Regions from separate parts of the Homo sapiens genome. Here region 1 is linked to region 2. Evidence: read pairs that join two places in POLR2A ChIA-PET (ENCODE). Cell type or tissue: PC-3. All regions are shown on one strand. Each heading gives the region's core, and the rest is flanking DNA. Links, peaks and the distances in the headings are about the cores only.

Region 1 (5,390 bases), core at 144-5,143, 150 kb before region 2:
TGTATCTTGAGCACTAACACAATGAAGATTCTCCGTAAATAGAAATTGGGTATTTGAATGAATAAAATGAAAATAGAGAAAGCTAGGTGCAAATGAAGAGTCATTCTGCAAGGCAGGGAGAAATTAATTGAGAAAGTTTCTACCAGACAATGATAAAGAGTGACATAGAGAGGGAGAAGAAGAGGGAGAAAGGGGAGGGAGGGAGGGAGGGAGAGAGAGAGATAGAGAGAGAGAGGAATTGAAAAGACTAAACCAGGGAAGGTTCAAATTTGTGCTGAAGGGAACAGAAGAGCTGACTAAGACAAAATAAAAGACTTTATGTGGCATTGAATCAGCAGAAAGAAATTGGGAAACATGAGGTGCTGTGATCTGGATGCTTGTATGACTTCTTAAAAATTTTCTTGACACATATATTAATCCATTTCCACACTGCTATAAAGGATTGCCCCAAACTGGGTAATTTATAAAGAAAAGAGGTCTAATTGATTCACAGTTCTCTATGGCTGGAAGCCCTTAGGAAACTTAAAATTGTGGCAGAAGGCCAAGGGGAAGCAAGACACATCTTACATAGCAGCAGTGGGGAGAGAGAAACAGAGAGAGAAGTGCCACACTTAAAGCCATCAGCTCTTGTGAGAACTTGCTCACTATCACAAGAGCAGCATGGGGGAAACCACCCCTGCCCTAGGAACCCTCCTCACCCCATTATTCAATCACCTCCCACCAGGTCCCTCCCTCCACATGTGGGGATTACTATTCAAGATGAGATTTGGGTGGGGACACAGGGACAAACCATAACAACAGATATGGTATACCTTATTATTGTTATCATTACTATTATTATATTATAGACTTATGAAGCACTGCAGAAGTATATTCTGAAGGCTTGATGAGAAAAACAGGCCAGTAAGAACATTCTAAGCATTTGTCAGACAGACTCTTTTTAATGCTTTAAAGAAATGCTTTTCAAACATTAGTGTGCAAAAGAAAAATCTCCTAGAGAGCTTGTTAAAATACAGATTCCTAACAACCTCACTCTCTCATCCTAATTTAGTAGTGGTCCTGGGACACCACCCAGGAATTATTTTTTCATTGAGATTACACTCACCTGCTGTAAAATTCACCCTTTTAAAGTGCTCACTTTAGTGGTTTTCAAAAAATGTTCACAAAGTTGTGTAATCATCACTATTATCTAATTCCAGAATATTATAAGCATCCCCCAAAGCCACACCCATTACCAGTCACTCCCCATTCCTCCCTTGTCAAGACCCTGGCAACCACTAGTTTTCCTGTCCAATTGATTTGCCTATTCTGAACATTTTATTTAAGTGGAATCATCCAAAACAGCTTTTTGTATCTAGCTTCTTTTACTTTGCATAATGTTTTCTTTGTGCTGAATGAAATTAGCATAAGGCCCATCCATGTTGTAACATAAATCAGTACTTTTATGCTGGATAATATTCCATTGTAATAATATAAAGAACTCTTATACCACATTCTGATTATCCATTTTTCAATTGTGGACATTTGGTTGTTCCTACTTTTCGGCTATTACAAATAATGTTGCTATGAGCTTTCATAAGTATGTTTTTGTATTGACATATATTTCCAATTCTTTTTGTTGTATTCCTTAAAGTGAGATTGCTGGGTCATATAGAAGCTCTATGTTTAACATTTTAAGTAATTGTTAACTGTTTCCCAAAACTGCTGCGTTATTTACATTTCCACCAGTAATGTATGAGGGTTCTAATTTTTCCACATCCTTGAAACACTTTATATTATCTCGTTGTGGTTTTGATTTATATTTCCCTAAGCACAATGAAGAATACATTAGTTAATATTGATGTTGAACATTTTTTCTCATACTTCCTGGTCATTTGTATATTTTCTTTGAAGAGATGTATATTTTAATACTTTTCCCAATTTTAATAGCGTTATTTGTCTTTGTGTCACTGCACTGTAAGACTTCTTTATACATTCTGGATACTAGGTGCTTACCATGTATATAATTTGAAAATATTATCTCCCATTTCATGGGCTGTCTTTTCACTTTCTTGTTAATGTCCTTTGATACACAACTTTTTAAAATTTTAATGAAGTCCAATTTGTTATTTGGTTGTTAGTGTCATATCTAAGAAATAATTATCTAATACAAGATCACAAAGATCAAAGCCTAACTTTTTTCCTAAGAGTTTTATAGTTTTAGCACTTATATTTAGGTTGCTGATGTATTTTGAGTCCAATTTTGTGTATGGTGTGAAGTAGTGGTCCAACTTCACTCTTTTGTATATTGATATATGATTGCCCAGCATTATTTATTTAAAAGACTATTCTTTCTCCCATTTATTTATCTTGGCACCCTTGTTGAACACCAACTGATCATAAACTTATGGTTTTATTTCTGGACTCAATTCTATTGCATTGGTATATATTGTCCACCGTAGGCCAGTACTACACAGCCTTGATTGTTGTAGCTATGTAGCAATTTTGAAATTGAGAAGTATGAGTCTTGCAAATTACTCCTTTTTAAAGATTGTTTTAGCTACTCTGGGTCTCTTATTTCAGAATTTGCTTTTCAATTAGATAGAGTCCTTTTAACTTCTCATACTTTGTAGGCAGGGTACAAGGAGGCTGTGATTTAAGGTTTTGGTACCTACTTGATTAAAGATCCTGGGCTGACCTTGGTTGATTCCACAGTTTTTTTTAGCTTACATCATAATATCAATTTTGAGGCTTAGAAAATTTCTTATATCAGGATAAGAAGAATGAGAGTTTACAGATTTAAAAAAAAATATAACATTTCGTATTTCAAAATGCCAGAATTCTTTGCTCTGAGGAAAGTAACCGCATATGTAATCTGAGAGAACATGTCCCCAGCACTTTGCAAGCATAAACTAATGACTTCCTCTCTTACCTGTGCCTTTACCAGAGTCTAGCTAAAGACAGTTGGAGGAACAGGGAGTTGGCAGTCCTACTCACGGTAACTTCATAGTGTACTATAAATCACATGATGGCAAAAAGTATGCAGAACTTTTTCATTAAAGAATGTTCTTACAGAAATTCACAGTGAAAGAATCTGAACCATAACAGAGGATAGGAGAGAACAATAGAAAACACTTCAGAAGGGTAAAAACTGAGTTATTCCAGAAAAAAAAAATTTTGTAGATAAACCAGAATTAATTTTGCCCCAGAAAACTAATGTGAGTCCAGGTTAGATTGACTGATTGATTAATTGATTGGCCCAAAATGGAAGAAGACATCAAATGCAAATGTGAGACTGCCAATTGAATATAAAACAAAAATGATTTAATTAAACTTTGTGAAACACGTTGTCAATACTGGAATCAAAGTCGATGGATTATTGGAGTCAGTTATTGTAATTTTGGGACAGGCTTACAGAACAGGATCATATTTTGAAATACTAACTAATGTGTTTTCCTCCTGCGTACCCACAGCAGCAGAGTCAGCATATTCTATCAACTTGTTACTCCCACAGTGCCACATAGCACCTAACCTAAAACTAGCAAATAATCCACTTCCATTTAAAGGAGCACTAAAATTATAATGCTTTCTTGTTGCCACCATTGAATATCTACCCTTAGCAGCATTCAGCATGTCACTCATTGAGGATGAAGAAGTAATCATAACTACCTATTTATTTAAATCTTGCTCAACTTTTTTTCCAAAATATGACACATGGACAATCCCTTTCTCGAGGCCCTACTTATTTACAGGAACATTGCAGATATATTGTGGGTTTGGTTCCAGACCACTGCAAGAAAATGAATATCAAAATAAAGTGAGTCGCAAAATTTTTTTGTTTCCCTGTGCATATAAAAGTTGTGTTTACATGATACTGTAGTCTATTAAGTGTGCTATGGCATTGTGTCTACAAAATAAGAATCCCTTAACTTTAAAATACTTTATTACTAAAAACTGCTAACAATTGTTTAAGCCTTCACCACGTCATAATACTTTTCCTGGTGGAGAGTCTTGCCTCAATGTTGATGGCTGCTCACTGATCAGGAAGTTGGCTGCTGATGGTTGAGGTGGCTGTGGCAATTTCTTAAAAGAAGTCAGCAATGAGATTTGTGGCATTGATTGACTCTTCCTTTCACAAAAGATTTCTCTATAGCACATTATGTTGTTTGGCAGCATTTTATCCACAGCAGAACCTCTTCCAAAATTGGAGTCAATCCTTTCAATTCCTGATGTTGCTTTATCAACAAAATTTATGATGTAATACTCCGTATCCTTTGTTATCATTTCAACAATCATCACAGCATTTTCACCAGGAGTAGATTCCATTTCAAGAAACCACTCTTTGTTCATCCATAAGAAGTAATTCTTCATTTATTCAAGTTTTGTGATGACATTGTAGCATTCAGTCACATCTTCGGGCTCCACTTCTAATTGTCTTACTATTTCTACCACATCTGCAGTTATTTCCTCCATTGAAGTATTGAACTTCTTAAAACTATCCATGAAGGTTGAAATCAACTTCTTCCAAACTCCTGTTAATGTTGACATTTTGACTTCCTTCTATGAATCACAAATGTTAACAGTACTTAGAATGATGAATCCTTACCCAAAATTTTTCAATTTATTTTTCCCAGATCCATCAAAAGAATCACTATCTCTGGCAGCTACAGCCTTACAAAACGTATGTCTTAAATAATACTATTTGAAAGTCAAAATTACTTTTTGATCCATGGGCTGCAGAATAGATTTTGTGTTCACAGGCATAAAGGCAACATTAATTTCTTTGTACATCTCCATCAGAATTCTTACATGACTATGTGCATTCTCAATGAGCAAAAGAATTGAAAATACACTTTACAAGGGAGATTTACAAATGGCAAGCAAGCATCCTTAAAGGTGTTCAACATCATTAGTAATCATGAAATAATAATTAAAAGCTTAATGGGATACTACTAAATGCCTACCAGTAGCTACAATTTTAAAAAGAATGATGATGATGATATGGAGTAGTCAGGGCACACTTCCTTTGTGGGTGGGAGTATGAAATGGTAAAACTCTTTTGACAACAGTTTACAGCATGGCTTATTGAATATTTTGAGCCCACTGTTGAGACCTACTGCTCGGGAAAAAAATAATTTTCTTTCAAAATATTACTGTTCATTGAATTTCCTAGGAACCATTATGAAAATTCAACAGATGGCATATCTGTATCTGTTCCTGTACTTTAATTGGTTTCATGGGTCTCTCTGTCTCTCCTTACTCCAACTGTCCTTGTTAATGTGTTTTATATTGTGCCTTGAAATCAGATAGTGTGGTTTCTCTTTGTTCTTCTTTTTCAAAATTGAGCTGTTATAAGTCTTTGCTTATTCATATAAATGGTATAAGTGATGTATCAATTTCTCAAAAACAGC
Region 2 (5,324 bases), core at 325-5,324:
TTGCTCTCCTGTCCCAGCAGTGACAACCCAAGTTTTCATAACGCCCCAGTCCCAGCACTGCTGGGCCCCAGGATAGCATGAAGTTGGCAGAAGCTAGTTGCTGTAGCCACTTATCTCTCAGAAAGAATGTGGAACCTAGTGTGAGCTCCCTCGCTGGAGCAGTTCCATCCCACAGTCTCCTGGCTGGTCGTCATGTTAGTTTCAGGGTTTGGGAGGGTCAGAGGGCTCTTTCATGGCGAGGATTATACTATTTCACAGTGGGGATATGAACTGCTAGAAGTCTATTACTTGCCCCTTCTTTGCATTAGGAAGTCACTCCCAGCTCCTAGCCTAACCTGGGAAAGGAGGCTGCCTCTTCTCCTCCTTCCTCTCAGATTTTAGTTTCTCCTGTTACTTCTCTGTTGAATTCCAACATCATCTCTTGGATAATGTACTCATACTGTCACTGTCTATATACTGCTCTGGTTTTTCTAAGTGGAGGAGGCAGGCATAAAGTGGTTTTAGTTAGCCACGATAAACTCCCCATCAACATTGTGGTTTTGGTATTTGATTTTCTTTTATTTGTTACTGTAAGTGGAAAACACCACCTTGGTCTATCATGTTAAAATCTTCTTAACTTGTTGTCTTCTTTTGATTGTGGTTCTGTGCAGGAGAAGTTCTTGTTGGTTGTGTTCTCAACAGGTTGCTTGCTAGCTCACAGATTGTGGCTGTCACTACTGGAAATGTTATACGCTCTGGTGGTGAAACTCCAAGGAAAGAGAATAAAAGTCCTATTTACTTATTAGGTTCCAATTCTGAGTCAGAATCCATGCTGTGTCCTATTATAAGTGTGATGTATTCCTTTCAAGAGCCCTATGAAGTGGACATTATTGTCCTTATTTTGCAGATAAGGAAACTGAGGAGACTTGGGGTCACACAGAATCAAAGTTGAGATATAACCCAAACTTACACAAAAGCTCACTAGGCTAGTGCCAGCATCTATAGGACTAAGAGGGAAAAGAGCCGTATGAGAAGAGGAAATAGGTATAAAACAGCTACTTAAGTCCATTAATTGTGAACATGCTTGCTTTTTATCTAAGTCTTCCTAGAAATCAATGTATTTTTAGTCCTCTATTAAGTTGTGCATTAGGAACCAACTAGAATGTACATGACTGAAGTAGATGGGTAATGAATATAAATTGTAGCCCCAGCTAAAAAGGACTTAGAATCCCAGCAGTCCAGACAATATCCTGTTTGGAGTGACATCTTTACCACAGAAGCTATTTTTCATGGGTTTCCCAGACTCCAACCCTAGATCAGGGATGGAGATTGAAATTGAAGGAAGACTACAGACCAGGAGATTTAACTATCCAGTTGGTCCTCAGCATCCTGTTCTTACTGACTCCCCCATGCATCTTGCTTGAAGTGTGGACTCCAATATGGACCATCAGAACCTAACCTTTTAATCAATGAACTAGATTAGTGCTTTTAAACTACACATCATGACACATCAGTGGATTATAAAATAATTTTATAGAGTTGTGGCCAACATCTTCTAAAAAGTGGAATATGGTAGGATAGGATAGGATAGAAAATAAAATATCAGGATGCATAGTACAAAACAGGTATAAGTATTGTATTGTAAACTCATTTTATGTGTGTGTGAGTTTATATGTATGTAAAGGTGTAGAAAAACATGCATACATTCATACACACATAGATACAGTGAATATAAATATACACAGGACTATATATGTATAAGTGAATGCAATATCACATGAGTTAGCTATTTGTTCTCCAGCCAAGGAAAACATTTTATATTACCCTGTAACATGCTTTCATACTCTGAAAATTTGGACAGGAATGCTCCCAAACTAATAGCAATATAATTAAGTAAATTACTAAGTGTTTTCTTTATGGTGTGTACAAATAAATACTTTATTAGAAGTTAGCAGTTCAACTTGTAAGGATATCAAATGACTAATATTTTCAAAAATAAAAAAATTGAGTGGAGAAAATACAGTTTATGAAAAATATTTTTATTTCTTCTATATTTTCTGCTCTTTGTAATAAATAAGAATTGTCTTTTATAAAGAGAAAATAGGGATACATATTTAAAACCAACTAAACCTTCAATGTTCTATACATTACAGAAGAAGCTATTTTTACCACAGTCCTTAGAAGAAAAAAATGAAAAATTACAAAAATGCAGAACAGCTTCCAAGAACAAAATATCCTTTGGTGGTTTGGTTTTATTGATAGAGCCCATGACTAAGCAGTAAGTGTCTAGTTTGTGAACATTTTCTGATGACTGCTTACAACTCACAGGGAGTTTAAGTAAATTTAAACTTTATCACTCCATGACTGTTGAAACAACAACAGGGAGTTTCTGTGTGACTTGAGCTTTTCCCAGGAGGAAAGGCTTCTTCCCATGCCCTTGCTGATAAAGGTGGCAACTTGAAAGTGTTCTCAGTATAGTTAGATCAAGGTAATTCTTAAGCAGTAACTTATGAGGCACCAGCATTCCAGCACTGATTGACTTTGGTCCTCATGATCATCTATAAAGTAGCCACTCATAATATCCCTGTTTCACAGATGAGGAAACTAAGGCACAGAGGGAAAGTGAGTGTGACACAGTGTAGAGTGTCATGCTAAGGACTTTGGATCTGGAATGATTTATGCAGGGGAGTGAAATATTTCTATCTGTGTTTGGAAAAATAATATGGGTAGCAGTGCATAAGTTGTATTATAGGTGAAAAATACCAAGGGGGTGAAAACTAGTTGAGAGACCATGCTTCACTCTCTCTCTCCATTCCAGCCCTGCAGAACTATGAACTGTTGTCCAAACATGCAAATGACTGAATTATCTAGTGTCTTTTTACATATTATTCTTCTGGTGACAGTTCCTGTCTTCCCTTTGTCCCCCTGGCAAATTCCTCCGCCCCCTTCAAGAGCTAGTTCATGGAACAATTCCTGTCTGCAGAATCAGCTAACATGCCACTTGCCTGTGTGAAAGGCAGCACAATGTGAAAGCAAGAGGAGGGAGTTGAGAGTCAGACTTATCCGCTCAGCCTCTCCCAAGCTGTGTCCTCCCCGAGACTGTCAGCTCACCTCTATATTGGGAATAATACTCTCTAACTTGCAATGTGGGTGTGGGAATTTTAGATGATATTCTGGCATTTCCTAAGCATCTATAAGTTATGTTTTTCTTAATTAGTTTGTCATCCTAAAAACCCACCCTTTCCACCACCACCAAAGAGATTGAATGGCACCATGTTCTATTTTCTCTTAGGATTTTTATCCTATGTCTACACAAACATTGTCACCTTGGGTAAAAATTACATTAGCTCATGAAAAATGACTGCAGCTTTCTCATTCCACAGCTAGATTCTGCCTTCTGACCCATTGTGGTAGGGTGAATAATGCCCCCCACCCTTGAGATCCCCATGCCCTACTCTCTGCAACCTATGAATATGTCATTTAGTATGGCAAAAAAGTCTCCACAGATGTTTTAATGTCCAGAGATGGAAATGGTTTCTGGATTATCCAAGCAGGTCCAACGTATTCACAAGGCTCCTTATGAGAGGTAGGTAGAGTTAGAGGCAGAAAGGTCAGAGGAGAGAGGGGAGATGTGACAATGGAAGCAGAGGTTGGAGTGATGCAGTTTGAAAATCAATGGAGGGCCCATAAGCTAAAGAACGTAGATGCCTCTATAAGCTGAGGAAGGAAAGGAAATAGATTCTCTTTTAGAGCCTTCAGAAGAAACACAGCTATGATCATACTTTGAGTTCAGCATGTTCAACCCACTTGGGACTTGTGACCCCCCAAATTGCAAGATAATACATTTGTATTGTTTAAGCCACTGAGTTTGTGTTGATTTGTTACAGAAGCCATAGGTAACTAATATACCAACACTGCAACAACTTCCTTTCTCCCCAGAGTAGAGCAGTGCCTTCCTGAGGGATGAATAAAAACATCATCTAGTACGTCTCCTTGTTTCCAGAATTTGTGGGCATAAAAACAGTCTTATTTATTTACTTAATTTTTTAAAAGCCATCTGTGTTACTGATATTTATTGGCAAAGGTAATAATAATGGTCAAGGTAAATATGTAGCTATAAAGTACTGCAATCATGTAAATGCATGAATATGTATCAGCCAACATGTAACACCAAGCATAACCAGTATTCACACCTTCCTTCAAAATACTTTTTGCTTAAAATACCGGAATTTTTTTCTTCCATGAAATTGTTATGTGTCAACACAATTTTTGCACTATTATTAAGAAGTATTTTGACTATACTACAACTTGATTTATTTTGTTTATTTAAAATCATAAGGATAACACAAATATCAGAAGTTCTTTCACAGTTAGATTGAAACTGGAAAAAAGAAGTATGCTATATAGCAAATGCACACACGTAGGCAGCTAGTAGCTAACTCTCCAAAAGTTTCTTAATTATTTTCTTGTACAGCGGGGCTTGCAGGTCCAAGCAAATTTTCCTTCCATTCTTCAGCGTGGCTCTGGCAGGGAAAAGAGAAGAGATGTGACTTTCAGTCCTTGGGTTTGCAAATGGCATTAGAAGGGGGAGGGTTGGGCAGAGGAGGCACGGAGCGGGAGCACTGACAGATGCAGTGCAAGGACTCACATCAGTTGGGCAGTGGGGCAGTGGGGTCCGGCCTTGATCACCTCCAGGCTGGTGATGTGCCTGGGACGGACCTGGGAGGTGGTCTTCACACACAGGCACTGCAGGTCCCCATCTTCTTCAGCTTCAGCTGAGGGGGAAATGGAGAGGGTAAGAGAGGAGGAGGGGAGGGAGTGGTGACTCCATGAGTAGCCAGAGGTACTTTAGGGACTTTTTCCACTACCTTCAGCCTTCTTTTCCTTACCATAAATCACACCTCCCCCAGACAGAAGTTGTTCTAACCAGGTGGGAGGTGCAGGTGCAGCGCCTGGCACTGTGGCCAGACACTCAGCAGGCTCTCCGTTAAGTGTGGCTGTGATCATGATCCTAGAGGATTCCTCCCCAGCCCCAGGGCTTCCCGGACTCCCCCTCGCCGCTGCCAGCCCTCACAGCCTGGCTTCTGCTCTCACCGCTGGCGAAGGCGACCACAAGTGGCAGGAGCAGCAACCCCAGGAACAGCAGCCCGGGGCGTGAGGCGCAGAACCCGGCTGCGGAGCTCATGCTGCGGCAGAGCTTCCAGCAGGATCTCAGTGCTCAGTGCGATGGGAAACTCGGGCTGGGTCTCTGTGGCCAATGACTCCTGAGCCTCGCCGGCACGTTTTATTCCCGGCTGTCCTTCCAGTCCGGAAGCCTGAAGTGGACACCGAGGAACTGCGGTGCG

What was found. Peaks named below come from ENCODE experiments on the same cell type or tissue, not always from the same donor. Only the 100,000 strongest peaks of a DNase experiment are listed, where the experiment ranks them.
Region 1: POLR2A ChIA-PET joins it to region 2 with 5 read pairs; 2 of 35 experiments call an interaction of 5 or more read pairs at or near these places.

What each region holds. Positions count from the first base shown.
Region 1 is chr4:73,822,714-73,828,103 of GRCh38, forward strand. No RefSeq gene overlaps it. Among named protein-coding and RNA genes, the nearest start is that of CXCL6, 11 kb to the right of the region's middle. In PC-3, for the core only: no CTCF peak of the experiment used is centred there; no DNase peak of the experiment used is centred there.
Region 2 is chr4:73,976,790-73,982,113 of GRCh38, forward strand. It overlaps PF4 (platelet factor 4), which reads right to left and starts at 5,238. Exons shown (of 3, transcript NM_002619.4): 1 at 5,074-5,238; 2 at 4,628-4,754; 3 at 4,022-4,502. The coding sequence starts at 5,164. The coding sequence ends at 4,415. RefSeq lists an enhancer at 4,190-4,931. In PC-3, for the core only: no CTCF peak of the experiment used is centred there; a DNase peak (open chromatin) is centred at 2,302; H3K4me3 peaks cover 393 bases; H3K27ac peaks cover 2,331 bases.